Linked DNA regions of Homo sapiens: region 2 is linked to region 1. Evidence: chromatin contacts called from ENCODE Hi-C data. All regions are on one chromosome and are shown on one strand. Each heading gives the region's core, a stretch centred on a gene start or an enhancer-like site at or near the end of the contact. The rest is flanking DNA. Distances are from core to core; before and after follow the strand shown.

Region 1 (6,829 bases), core at 3,846-6,345:
GTCTTTCCGTCAAGGAGACCACAAGGTAGTTGTGAGGGCAGGTAGTCACTGACCCCCATCGGTCTCCAATTCTGGGGACCTCTTCCCAACTCGTCCTGCCCTCAACCTTCACTTTCCTTGGGGGGCTCAGCCATGCTTAGTGCTATCCTGGGGGAAAATAAATGGGGGCTTTCTAGGGAGGTCTGCCTCTTTTGAGGGTAGAGTGAGTCCCTCAGGACCCCGGAATTCCAGAAGGTGCACAAGGACATAAGAAAGAGAAAGAAAGCTGGGTGCGGTTTTCACACCTGTAATCCCAGTGCTTTGAGAGGCCCAGGAGGATGGATCACTTGAGGTCAGGAGTTTGAGACCAGCCTGCCCAACATGGTGAAACCCCATCTTTACTAAAAATACAAAAATTCTGGCCGGGTGCAGTGGCTCACGCCTGTAGTCCCAGCTACTCGGCAGGTGGAGGCAGAAGAATTGCTTAAACCTGGGAGGTGGAGGTTGCAGTGAGCTGAGATCAGGCCACTGCACTCCAGCCTAGGTGACAGACTGAGACTCCGTCTCAAAAAAAAAAAAAATTAGCCGAGTGTGGTGGCATGCACCAGTAGTCTCAGCTACTCAGGAGACTGAGGCACAAGAATCGCTTGAACTTGGGAGGCAGAGGTTGGAGTGAGCCAATATCACACCACTGCACTCCAGCCTGGGTGACAGAGCAACACTGTCCCAAAAGCAACAACAACAAAGAAAGAGGGAAGGAAGTCCTCTCCTGCCAGGTGCCATGCAGGGCCCACCACTCGCAGGAACCCAGTAGGGGCTGTACCAGGGACCAAGAAGAAGAGGAAAATGTTCTCATCTCCTTATTCCACTAGGGAGTTCAATGTGGAGGGCTGACCTTCCAGCTTGCCTCCTTCCCAGTCTCCCACGCTGACACTCCTCCTCCCCATCACTCCCTTGGCCTTCCTCCCAGCTTGGAAAACACACTTTCCCTTAAGCCACCGGAGGTTCTCTCCAGGAATTACTTTGCTCATTCTCACTGCACAAGACGAGTTTTGTTTTTATAGTGAGTGAAGGTTCCCATCTGACTGCCTCCCCGGGGATGCGGGAGACGCCTGAATCTTTGATGTCTGGACCACAGCGTCCCTGATTCTGCGTGTTCCTGTGTTTGAGACTCACAGTGGTGTTCTTCACGCCTCTGGGACTCTAGGTTCCCACGGGGGGAGGATCTCCCCCCAAAACTCCAGAGGGCAGTGACACTGCTCCCGTCCCCGCTCTGTCACCCCATGCAGACACTCCTGCTCAGGCCTTGCTTGGGGAAGCCCACCCTCTAGCACTAGTCTCACAAGAGGTTGGGGGAGACCTCCTGAGACGCCCTTTGCTGACCTTGCTATTCATCTGTGTGCCCTGCTAGCTTGTGAGAAGAGCTTGCTCTGGGTCCTTGAATGGGTTGTCTTCCCGTCACCAGGCCAGTCTTTAAATGTCCCCTCTGTCTGCCTCCAGACACAAGACAATGCCTCTGTTCTCACTCGGGGCTTGGCCTTGGGAAACACCAAGAAGGAAAGCAAAGCTGTTAAAAATCTGATCTGGGCTAAAGAGGCTATTTCTGTCTTCCTGGAGTTTCCTCATTCTCTTCAATCTCCTTGTGTCCCCTAGGAGCCAGCTGGCTTGCAGCAATTTCTTTTAAAAGTCAGAGACAGGCAGCCCTAATTGCCTGAGTCCTGCAGCCCCATGTGGGAGGCACAGTTGCTTCACACTGTGTTGGCAAAGGGGAGGATGCCACGGGATTTGCATGCTTTTTCACAAGGCCGTAGCTTTGTCCATGTGGTAAAAACACACTGGGGCACCCCGCTACAATCTGGGCTTCTCATCCCACCCTGTGCCCTCTAAGCCATTGCTCCCACCCAGGAAAGAGAATTTCCAAACTACAAGAAAGAGAAGAAAACAAGGCTGGGTGCGGTGGCTCATGCCTGTAATCCCAGCACTTTGGGAGGCCGAGGTGGGCGGATCACTTGAGATCAGGAGTTCAAGAACAGCCTGGCCAACATGCTGAAACCCTGTCTCTACTAAAAATACAAAAATTAGCCGCGAATGGTGGCATGTGCCTGTAATCCCAGCTACGGGAGGCTGAGGCAGGAGAATCGCTTGCACCCGGGAGACGGAGTTTGCAATGAGCCTAGATCTTGCCACTGCACTCCAGCCTGGACGACAGAGCGAGAATCCATCTCAAAAAAAAAAAAAAAAAGAAAAAAGAAAAAAAGAAAGAAAATGCCACTTTCTGCAACAGTCTGGTTAAGGTTGAGTTGCTCTGGGGCTAGGAGTGGGATGGGGTGGTACTGTCTTCAAGACACAATGTATATGGATGCAAAGGGTTAACCTTCCTACCCTCCTTCTCCCCACCTGCTGCCCCAGCTGCTCCAGGGCCCAAGTTCCCCCTGGCACATGCTTCTAGGGGCACACAGCTCCTGCCCTGCCTCTCAGGGGCCAGCGGCCAGGACCCACTGGTCTGGTGCCTTGTAGCCCTGGAGGCGGGAGAGGGTAGGTAAGACACAGGTCTGGTAGTCATGTTCACCTAGGGTGATTGTGAAAAACACGAATTGCTAGGCCCTGCCCCAGGCATCTAGTTCAGCATTTGCAGGAGAGAGGCCTGGGAGTCTGTGTATTTTTAAGGAAGATCCCAGGTTTCAGAAACGCTGGTTGAGAGATTAAGTTCCCTCACTTTAAATCAATGGTCCTCAAAGTTGGCTACACATGGAATTGCCTGGAGAATTAAAGAAAAAAAGCATATACTGATGAGAGATTCTGATGTAGTTGTTCTGGGGTTCAAACAGCATTGTGATTTCACAAAGCCCTGCAGGTGTTTCTAAATGTGCAGTCAGGACTAACAATCACTGCTTTAGAGCCAGACATGCCTGGTGGTTCTGCCTGAACTGAAGAACTGTGACCTTTGGCCCTGTATTAATACTTCATCTCTCCAGGCCTCAGTTTCTTCATCTCGAAAATGGGCTCATGCCTATAATCCCAGCACTTTGGGAGGCTGAGGCAGGAGGATCACTTGAGCCCAGGAGTTTGAGACAAGCCTGGGCAACATAGTGAGACCCTCAACTCTACAAAAAAAAAAAAATTAGTCTGATGTGGTAGTGTCTGCCTGTGGTCCCAGTTACTCAGAAGGCTGAGGTGGGAGGATTGCTTGAGCCTGGGAGGTTGAGGCTGCAGCAAGCTGTGTTCATGCCACTGCACTCCAGCCTGGATGACAGAGCAAGACACTGTCTCATAAAAAGAAATGTTAGTGAGAATTGTGATCACTCTTTGGGAGTGGTGCTGGGCATGCAGGAAGCACGCCTGGAAACTGTTGTTCATAGTGCTTGCAACCTGGTCAGTCTTTACATATTCTGGATGCAAGTTCTTTATCAAATAGATAATTTGCAGATATTTTATCCAAGTCTGTGGCTTCTCTTTTTGTTAACATTGTTGGCCGGGCATGGTGGCGCATACCTGTAATCCCAGCTACTCTGGAGGCTGAAGCAGGAGAACCACTTGAACGCAGGAGGCGGAGGTTGCAGTGAGCAGATATGCCACTCCACTCCAGCATGGGTAACAAAATGAGATTCCATCTCAAAAAAAAAGAAAGAAAAGAAAAGAAAGAATGAATAAGACCTACTATTTGATAGGACAACAAGGTGACAACAGTCAGCAATAACTTAATTGTACATTTAAAAATAACTAACAGGCCGGGCGCGGTGGCTCACGCCTGTAATCCCAGCATTTTGGGAGGCCAAGGTGGGTGGATCATGAGGTCAGGAGATCGAGACCATCCTGGCTAACACGGTGAAACCCCATCTCTACTAAAAATACAAAAAATTAGCCGGGTGTGGTGGTGGGCACCTGTAGTCCCAGCTACTTGGGAGGCTGAGGCAGAAGAATGGCGTGAACCCGGGAGGCGGAGCTTGCAGTGAGCTGAGATCGTGCCACTGCACTCCAGCCTGGGTGACAGAGGGAGACTCCGTCTCAAAATAAATAAATAAATAAAAATAACTAACAAAGGATAAATTCTTGAGGGGATGGATACCCCATTCTCCATGATGTGACTATTAATATCTAGTATTTGATAGCACAACAGGGTGACTATAGTCAAAATAATTTAATTATACATTTAAAAATAGCTGAAAGAGTATAACTGGATTGTTTGTAACACAAAGGATAAATGCTTGAGGGGATGGATGGATACCCCATTTCCCATGATTGTATATTGTATATTGCATGCCTATAGCAAAACATCTCCTGTGCCCCATAAATATATACACCTACTATGTAACCACAAAAATTAAAAATTAAAAAAAAATAGCAAAACCTGCTCACAGGCAAACCTGCTCACGTAATCCTGTTTTTGAGATAGAGTCTTGCTCTGTCATCCAGGCTGGAGTGCAGTGGCACAATCTCGACTCACTGCAACGTCTACCTTCCAGGTTTAAGCGATTCTCCTACCTCAGCCTCCTGAGTAGCTGTGATTACAGGCACGTGCCACCATGCCTGGATAATTTTTGGTATTTTTAGTAGAGATGGGTTTTCGCCATGTTGGCCAGGCTGGTCTTGAACTCCTGACCTCAAGTGATCCACCGGCCTCGGCCACCCAAAGTGCTGGGATTATAGGCATGAGCCACAATGCCCGGCCTAATCTCTTGGGCGTTGAAAGGCCTTTGGTTGTAAATCTACCAAGGCAAGCTCTCCTTCAGTTTATCTTCCTCCCACCAGCACCAGCCACTCATCCACATCTTTTGTCCTAAGGCTCTGTGCAACCCCAGGAGCCTTGCACAGATCCTCAATCTGAGCCCCTGGAAACTTGCTATCAAAGGCACAATTTCTGAAAGTGCAGGTGGCTGGCAGACGGAAATCTCTGCTAATTCCATGGTGTGATATGGCAGGTACACAGGTCAAAGCGCCAACCACTGAACTCATTGAGAAAGCCCTCAGACCCAGTGGAGTCTAGTGATGTCATGGGGGAGTCAGAAAGGTCAAGGGCAATATGTGGGAATGGCCCAGCCCATTGCATTTTTACAACTTCTAATCAGCATCAGTGAGAAACCCTTCCTTGCGTGGCCTGTGAACCCCGCCTCTGATGCTGCTGGAGCACTTTCATTTCACTTCTCAGCATCCTGTGGGTGTGTCAGGTCTCAGAAAGACTAAGTGGCCCTGCCTAGGTCACGCAGCTGGTGACGGGAGGCCCAGAACTTGAAATCAGGGCCGAGCCCAGCCCACTTCCCAATTCCCTGCTGTGTCCCATGACCAGTAGCACGCGTCAGAGGCTTTCCCAAAGGCCTCCATGTCCCGCCTGTTGGGGAAGCCCCTGGCTTTCTCTCTGTCTGGGATTGACTCTCAGCTCTGTCCTGGTTGGAGAGAAGAGATTTCCAGGATGGTACCCAGACAGTGGTGGAGGCCAGAGTCTGGCAACCAACGAGCCTTTTGGACAATTGGGTGGGGAGTTGGGTCATTGGGTTGGAGAGGAGGGGTTCAAGAAGAGGCCCAGGGGTCTCAAATCTGTGTCCTGTGTGTTTCATGCCCAGCATGGCAGGGAATTTAGTCCAACATCATCACCATCAATATTTCCTCCTGCCCTGTCAATAAACACTGATTCAGTAAAAACCGTATTGTACCACGTGCGATGGCTCATACCTGTAATCCCAGCACTTTGGGAGGCTGAGGCAGGTGGATCACTTGAGCCCAGAAGTTCAAGACCAGCCTGGGTAAAATGGCGAGACCCCATCTCTACAAAACAATACAAAACTTAGCCAGGCATGGTACTGCACACCTGTGGTCCCAGCTACTTGGGAGGCTGAGGTGGGAGGATCACTTGAGCCCGGGGGTTGAGGCTGCAGTGAGCTGTGAGCACACCACTGCACTCCAGCCTGGGTGACAGTACAAGCCTTTGTCTCAAAAAAAAAAAAAAAAAAAAGCCCTAAAAACAAAAGACGAAAACTGTATCATTTGGTGGGTAAGAGCTTTGGAATGGGGGCAGACCAGCTGCAGCATGCATTAGCTATAGGACCTTGGGCAAGTCACTGATGGCATCTAAGCATCAAATGCCTTCAAAGAAAATGGTGATTTTATTTATTTATTTATTTTGAGACAGAGTCTTGCTCTGTCACCCATGCTGGAGTGCAATGGTGTGATCTCGGCTCACTGCAACGTTCTCCTCCCGAGTTCAAGTGATTCTCCCACCTCAGCCTCCCGAGTAGCTGGGATTACAGGTGTGCACCACCATGCCCGGCTAATTTTTGTATTTTTGCAGAGATGGGGTTTCACCATGTTGGCCAGGCTGGTCTTGAACTCCTGACCTCAGGTGATCCACCTGGCTTGGCCTCCCAATGTGCTGGGATTACAGTTGTCAGCTACCGCGCCTGGCCAAAATTTTTATTGCCCTCCTCAGAGAGCAACTGCAATAACTAAACAGGGTAATGCTTAGCATATAGTCGGCACTCAGGATTTTTTTTTAATGCGGATGCAGCTTCTGGACAAATTCCTAGGATCTCCCCACCACCCCTTGCTTCCTGCCCCAACCAGATTGAGAACCTGGAGCTGTCCTGGCAGGACCTGTGGAGATAGGGAAGGGGCCGGTGGGGTCCCTCACCCCACACCCTCCCTCTGCCCCCCAGCAGCCGGCACCATGGAGATTGTGTACGTGTACGTCAAGAAGCGCAGCGAGTTCGGGAAGCAGTGCAATTTCTCGGACCGCCAGGCCGAGCTGAACATCGACATCATGCCCAACCCTGAGCTGGCCGAGCAGTTCGTGGAGCGGAACCCAGTGGACACGGGCATCCAGTGCTCGATCAGCATGTCGGAACACGAGGTGGGTCCC
Region 2 (6,829 bases), core at 2,192-4,691, 230 kb after region 1:
TGTCACTACACTCCAGGCCTGGACAACAAAGTAAGACCCCATCTCAAAAAAAAAAAGCATAGTTATTATTTTTTATATATTTTATAGGTTCTTCTTTTAGTCTTTCTACTCAAGATATAAGTGATTTACACACAATTTCAGGGGTTAGAATCTGTTTTTCTGTGTACTTACTATTAATAGTGAGATTTGTACCTTCAGATGATTTCTTACTGCTCATTAACATCCTTTTCTTTAAGATTGAAGAACTCCCTTTAGCCTTTAGCACTTCTTTCTTTTTTTATTTTTATTTATTTATTTGTTTTAAGATGGAGAGTCTCACTCTGTCACCCAGGCTGGAGTGCATGGCACAATCTCAGCTCACTGCAAACTCTGCCTCCCGGGTTCAAGTGATTCTCGAGCCTCAGCCTCCCAAGTAGCTGGGATTACAGTCATGCACCACCATGCCCTGCTAATTGTTGTATTTTTAGTGGAGACAGGTTTCACCATGTTGTCCAGGTTGGTCTCAAACTCCTGACCTCAAGTCCCTTTAGCATTTCTTATAGGACAGGTCTAGTGTTGATAAAATTGCTCAACTTTTGTTTGTCTGAGAAAGTATTTCTCCTTCATGTTTGAAGGGTATTTTCACTAGATATACTATTCTACGATAAAAGTTTTTTCCTTCAACACTTAAATACCACTCTCTCCCAGCCTGTAAGATTTCCCTCAAGAAGCCTACTGCCAGAAGTTTTGGAGCTCCCTTTTATGTTACTTATTTCTCTTCTCTTTCTGTTTTTAGGACCCTTTTTTTTATCCTTGACTTTTGGGAGTTTTTTTATTAAGTGTCTTGAGATAGTCTTATTTGGGTTAAATCTGCTTGGTTTCTGGAACCTTCTGGTATTTGAACACTGATATCTTTATCTAGGTTTGGGAAGTTCTCTGTAATTATCCCGTTGATAAAACTTTCTATCCTGATCTGTCTCTACCTTCTCTTAAGGCCAGTAACGCTTAGATTTGCCCTTTTGAGACTATTTTCTAGATCTTATAGGCATGTTTCATTCTTTCTCATTCTTTTTCTTTTGTCTCCTCTGACTCTGTATTTTCAAATAACCTGTCTTCAAGCTCAGTAATTCTTTCTTTGGCTTGGTCAATTCTGCTGTTAGGAGATTCTGATGCATTCTTTGGTGTGTCTATTTCATTTTTCAGCTCTGGAATTTCTGCTTAATTCTTTTTTATTATTTTGATCTCTTCATTAAATTTATGTGATAGGATTCTGAATTCCTTCTCTGAGTTATCTTGGATTTCACTGAGCTTCCTCAAAACAGCTATTTTGAATTCTCTGTCTGAAAGGTCCCTGTTTCTCCAGGATTGGTCCCTGGTGCCTTATTTGGTTGTTTGCTGAGGACATGTTTTCCTGAATTGTCTGACTGGCCCTGTGGCCTGAGTCACATTTCAGCTGAAGTCCCAGGCTGCTGCCAACACCTCCATGGCCTGGCAGTCTTCCACTGGAGTTCAAGTTACACTGCTCACCAGAGAATCACACGCATTCAGTGTGTGGACTCCATCCTCACAATCAGATGCTCAGTGTCCAAAATGCTGGGTAAGAAACATCCTGAAGAACACAAATCTGAGATACAGCCTCTTCCAGGCCTGCTCCAAGGCTCCAGACCAATGCATGAAGCACAGCCTGAGTCCACGTGCCTGAGGGAACAGACCTCCAAAGCCTACATTGGGAGCTTCCACCTGGCAAGGAAGGTGTGCTAAGGGCAGAGCTTCCGGCCTCCCTGTTATCTCAAATGTGGACCTATCACTGGGGCCCTAGTACTGGGCCCAATACTTGCCTCCACCCTTTGTCAATGCGAACATCCTTCCTCCTGGGGACAGAGATTTAGAGGTTGACTTTAGAAAAAGCCACTCTCTATAGATATTTTGAAGCAGCAAGTCCCCCCAGCTTCAAATTTTGTGCTGGCTGAGGCAGCCCAGCCTGGTTGGTGACTAGAATGGCCTGAACTGGGAGTCATGGAAACTGACTCAGAGTCATGGAAAGTTGGGGCTGAAAGGGGAAGAAGAGGTCATGCACCATCCGTCTTGCAGCTATAAAAACTAAGGTTTAGGTTGGTGAGGGGGTGTACCCGAAGGATGACTCAAAGGGTACTTCACGGGTAAAGGAACTCAGCTCAAATAAGGTGACTCAAGTCTATTTACAGCCTTGTCCAGTGTGGACTCAAGAATAGCCTGGCCTACCACCCTGAGCTGTCAGGGAGGACAGATGAGATGGACATTGTGAAAATGGGGTACTGCCAGCCTTTAAAATGCGGCGAGTGCACAAGTCACGCAGTGCTGTTATCAACTCATGATATAAGTTCCTCTTCCCTCCCCCGACTGCCTGTGTTGAGTCTCAAATTCATCCCACTGCAGGGAGGTCAGAAAAAGTTCAGAACTTCTTTCTGACCTCCCTCTTGTGGGATTTAATGAGGACATGAAGTGGTGACATTGAGGTGGGAGTTAAGGAGAATGTGCTGGGCTTGGGGCCCAGCAGATGGACATATGTTACCTGTGCCCCTGGGGATGATTCTACCTTCTAAAATGGGCCATGGAAACCTGGTTTCATGTGGTTGGGTCAATCCCCCCAGTGCTTCTGAGGTTGATGAGTTAAACGATGCAAAGGCCATGGTTGGGAGATCTCCTCTTGGGATACGACTTTGGTGAATTTACCTGGGTCTGGTCCTCATTCCTGCAAATCTAGAACCCGACCACCATCCAGACAAGAAGAGAGACTGAGACCCTACAATAACTCAAGTGATTTATTTTGGGGACACTCCTTTCCAGGAAGCTGAATGCTTGTGACCCTCATCTGTTTTTCTGATTTCAGCTGCCTGGGAGGTTGCCTGAGCAGGCAGGAGGCAGCTCATGGGCATGGACTTGAACTGATGCCTCGAATGGCCTGCCTGGCCTTTGTCTTTCTTTATGTTCCATTACCAAATATTCTGCTCCTGGAATCACAGCCTTTGTTTTTATTTATTTATTTATTTATTTATTTATTTATTATTTTAAATGTTTTATAGAGATGGGGGGTCTTGCCAGTACAGGCTGGTCTCAAATTCCTGGGCTCAAGCAAACATCCTGCCTCAGCCTCCCAAAATGCTGGGATTACACAACAATGCCCTAAAATAAGACTTTCAGGTGAAGCTTATGCATGTCTTTCCTGCTTGGTGAGTAGGGTATGATTAGAGTTGGATTTTTCCATCCCATATTCACTCTACAGAATCAATTTAGTGTTCTGCTTATCTATGGGACATTGATGTCATGTGATGGGTGATGTCATGTGATGGGTGATGTCATGTGATGGGTGATGTCATGTGATGTGTGATGTCATGTGATGGGTGATGTCATGTGATGCATGATGTCATGTGATGGGTGATGTCATGTGATGGGTGATGCCATGTGATGGGTTATGTCATGTGATGGGTGATGCCATGTGACAGGTGGTCATGTGACAAGGTGATCCTGTGATGAGTGGTCATGTGATGGGTGATGTCATGTGATGGGTGATGGGATGGGCGATGTCATGTGATGGGTGATCATGTGACAGGTGATGTCATGTGATGGGTGGTCATGTGATGGGTGATATGTAATGGGTGATGTCATGTGGGGGTGGTCATGTGATAGGTGATGTCATGTGATCGACGATCATGTGATGGGTGATGTCATGTGATGGGTGATGTCATGTGATGGGTGATCATGTGACAAGTGATCATGTGATGGGTGATGTCATATCATGGGTGATGTCATGTGACAGGTGATCATGTGACAGGTGATCATGTGATGGGTGATGTCATGTGATGGGTGATGCCATGTGACATGTGGTCATGTGACAGGTGATGTCATGTGATGGGTGATCATGTGATGAGTGATGTCATGTGATGGGTGATGTCATGTGATAGGTGATCATGTGATGAGTGATGTCATGTGACAGGGATGTCATGTGATGGGTGATCATGTGATGGGTGCTGTCATGTAATGGGTGGTCATGTGATGGGTGATGTCATGTGATGGGTGATGTGATGGGCAATCATGTGATGGGTGATGTGATGGTGATCATGTGACAGGTGATGTCATGTGATGGGTGGTCATGTGATGGGTGATATCATGTAATGGGTGATGTCATGCGGGGGTGGTCATGTGATAGGTGATGTCATGTGATGGGTGATCATGTGATGGGTGATGTCACGTGATGGGTGATATCACATGATGGGCGACATCACGTGATGGGCGATCATATGATGGGTGATGTCATGTGATGGGCAATATCACGTGATGGGCGACATCACGTGATGGGCAATCATGTGATGGGTGATGTCACATCATGGGTGATCATGTGATGGGTGATTGATGTCATATGATTCCAGGGGGAGCACCTGTTCACCAAGCAGGGGAGAGGCTGTGAGTTCTCTGCCACGCTGGTAACACAATCTCTACTGGGGCTTCCTAGTGCTGACTGCTGCAGGTGGCTCATCATAGCACACCAAGGGCCACCACAGGGACACATTACCAAAGGAAACCCCAGAAGACACAAAACATCCCCTTCTTCCTCCATAAACTTGGGAGCCAGATGTTGGGTGACATCGTTCACCATCTCTGGCTGCTCTGGCCTTGCTGGAACCCCCTGTTTTCTCTTTCTCCTCTTGCATCATGATAAATGGCCGATCATTAATGGATGAAAAGTGGTGTCTCTGACACAAAGGCTCAACGAGGCGTCTCTGTCAAAGGGTCACACTAGATTCTATATCCACACACAGGAGACCTCTGGACTGGGGACCCTGAGCAGTGCCTTGGAGAATTCTGCAGCTTCCTGCTCTCAGGCCTGTGGCCCCATCTCTCCTTGATTGATGCCCCCAAGGATGCCCTGAGGTTAGAACACTCCCTCCGTGGGTGTGTTCTTGAGGCCACCCAAAGTGGGGAGCTGTGTCTGAGACTCCACTTACGGCCAGAATACTCAAAGGCGTTATCTCCCAGGTAAAATGGTGGACCAGAAACTACCTGCTTGTGAGTAAGTAAGGAAGGAGAGCCAAGGTAAAGCCATTAGCATTTGCAGACCAGTTGTTCCCTGACAAACATAGATTTAGAACAGAAATTGGCAGCTAAATAAAGTTTAGTACTTGTATTACTCAGGGTTCTCTAGAGGGACAGAACTAATAGGAGATATATATATATATATGAAGGGGAGTTTATTAGGAAAATGAACTCACACAATCACAAGGTAAAGTCCCACAATAGGCTGTTTGCAAGCTGAGGAGCCAGGAAGCCAGTCCAAGTACCAAAACCTCAAAGGTACGGAAGCTGACAGAGCAACCTTCAGTCTGTAGCTGAAAGCCCAAGAGCCCCTGGCAAATCACTGGTGTAAGTCCAAGAGTCCAGAAGCTGAAGAACTTGGAGTCCGATGTTCAAGGGCAGGAAGCATTTACCATGGGAGAAAGGTGGAGGCTGGAAGACTTAGCCAATCTAGTCTTTCATGTTCTTCTGCCTACTTTTATTCTGGCCACACTGGCAGCTGATTGGATGGTGCCCACCCGGATTGAGGGTGGGTCTGCCTTTCCCATTCCACTGACTCAAACGTTAATCTCCTTTGACAATACCCTCACAGACACACCCAGGAACAATACTTTGCATCCTTCAATCTGATCAAGTTGACATTCAGTATTAACCATCAAAGTACTTTTTTTTTTTTTGGCCAGTGGTACAGTTGCCTGGGTTAGTACTGAGACAAAAGGATGATGGTGGGGGATGCTGGCTTGCACAGGACTTCAGCTGTGAGGAGCCTGTGTCCTCGCGGAGGCTTCTGTTTGCAGAAAGAAAGTTGCCATGGCCCTGGAGGAGATGGAGCTGAGAAGCTGAGGAGGGGGAGAAAGGGTCAAGTTCCTGATGCTGCAGCCCACAGAGACCCCTCCAACCTGCCTCAGGAGAGGGTGTGAGGGCAGGAGCTTGTTGTGTTCACAAAGATGGAGGCACAGTGGTCTAGAAAGACCCAGGAGGAGGCTCAGAATGGAGCGGGGTCCAGCAAGACTTCTGCAACAGGCGTTTTTGTCTCCTCCTACCCAACTCCACTCCAGGATGGAGCCATCACCAGGTCTGGCCATCCACCCTTCCAAATGTGAATCAGGGGAGGATAGTCCCAGCTGGAAGCTGGTCCCAATCACCTTGTCAGTAATTAAGCTAGGGGTGGTCACCAGAGTCTGAAGCAGCCAATGAGACATTGAGGGGATGTGATGGGGGTGGGGACTCTGGGAAACTTCTGGGATCAGTGGTCTGGTTTTCTTCCTCAGAAGTCCTTGTGTCTGGTGTCTGGGCTGATCTCTCTCTGCTGCCTACTTCAGAGATCTCTCTCTGCTGCCTTAGGATGAAGACAGTTCTGAGGCCATGACCACAGAGCAAGAAGGAACTTGTATCAACCAATTCCAAGGACACCACCAAGGCCAAACAAACAAACCAAAAGCCCCAAATCAGCAATTAACAGTGAAACAAGAGAGGAAGCAGTGGCTGCCATGATCAGTGGCTGACCTTACAGAGAGGCTAGTATTTAGGGGATGAACTGCAGGGCTTGGGGGAGCAATAGGCTTAGACCACCCAAAATGGGCGCTGTGTCTGAGACTCCACTTAACGATCAGAATACTCAAAGGCACTACCTCCCAGATAAAATCTTGGACTAGAAACTACCTACTTGCGAGTAAGGGAAATGATTTTTTAAAAAAATAGTAATAATTGAAAAACTGGAAATTCATATGCAAAAGAATGACACTGGAGCCTTCCCTAATAACATAGACAAAAATTAACTCAAATGGATCAAAGACCTAAA

The links. A loop is a pair of places that touch in the nucleus more often than their neighbours do. Pooled maps may share reads with other maps.
Region 2: a pooled map shows a loop between it and region 1 (4-fold over the local background). The contact joins two enhancer-like sites. A Hi-C loop is called at or near these places in 3 of 37 single-sample maps with no recorded cell type and 6 of 50 pooled maps.

What each region holds. Positions count from the first base shown.
Region 1 is chr17:74,275,181-74,282,009 of GRCh38, forward strand. It overlaps DNAI2 (dynein axonemal intermediate chain 2), which reads left to right. Exons shown (of 14, transcript NM_023036.6): 2 at 6,627-6,820. The coding sequence starts at 6,638. Among named protein-coding and RNA genes, the nearest start is that of DNAI2, 4.4 kb to the left of the region's middle. RefSeq lists an enhancer at 5,002-5,061. Within about 2 kb of position 5,096, at least 5 of the 41 ENCODE cell types and tissues checked have a DNase peak (open chromatin) inside an H3K27ac peak, as active enhancers do.
Region 2 is chr17:74,510,695-74,517,523 of GRCh38, forward strand. No RefSeq gene overlaps it. Among named protein-coding and RNA genes, the nearest start is that of CD300LB, 17 kb to the right of the region's middle. RefSeq lists an enhancer at 1,773-2,022. Within about 2 kb of position 3,442, at least 4 of the 41 ENCODE cell types and tissues checked have a DNase peak (open chromatin) inside an H3K27ac peak, as active enhancers do.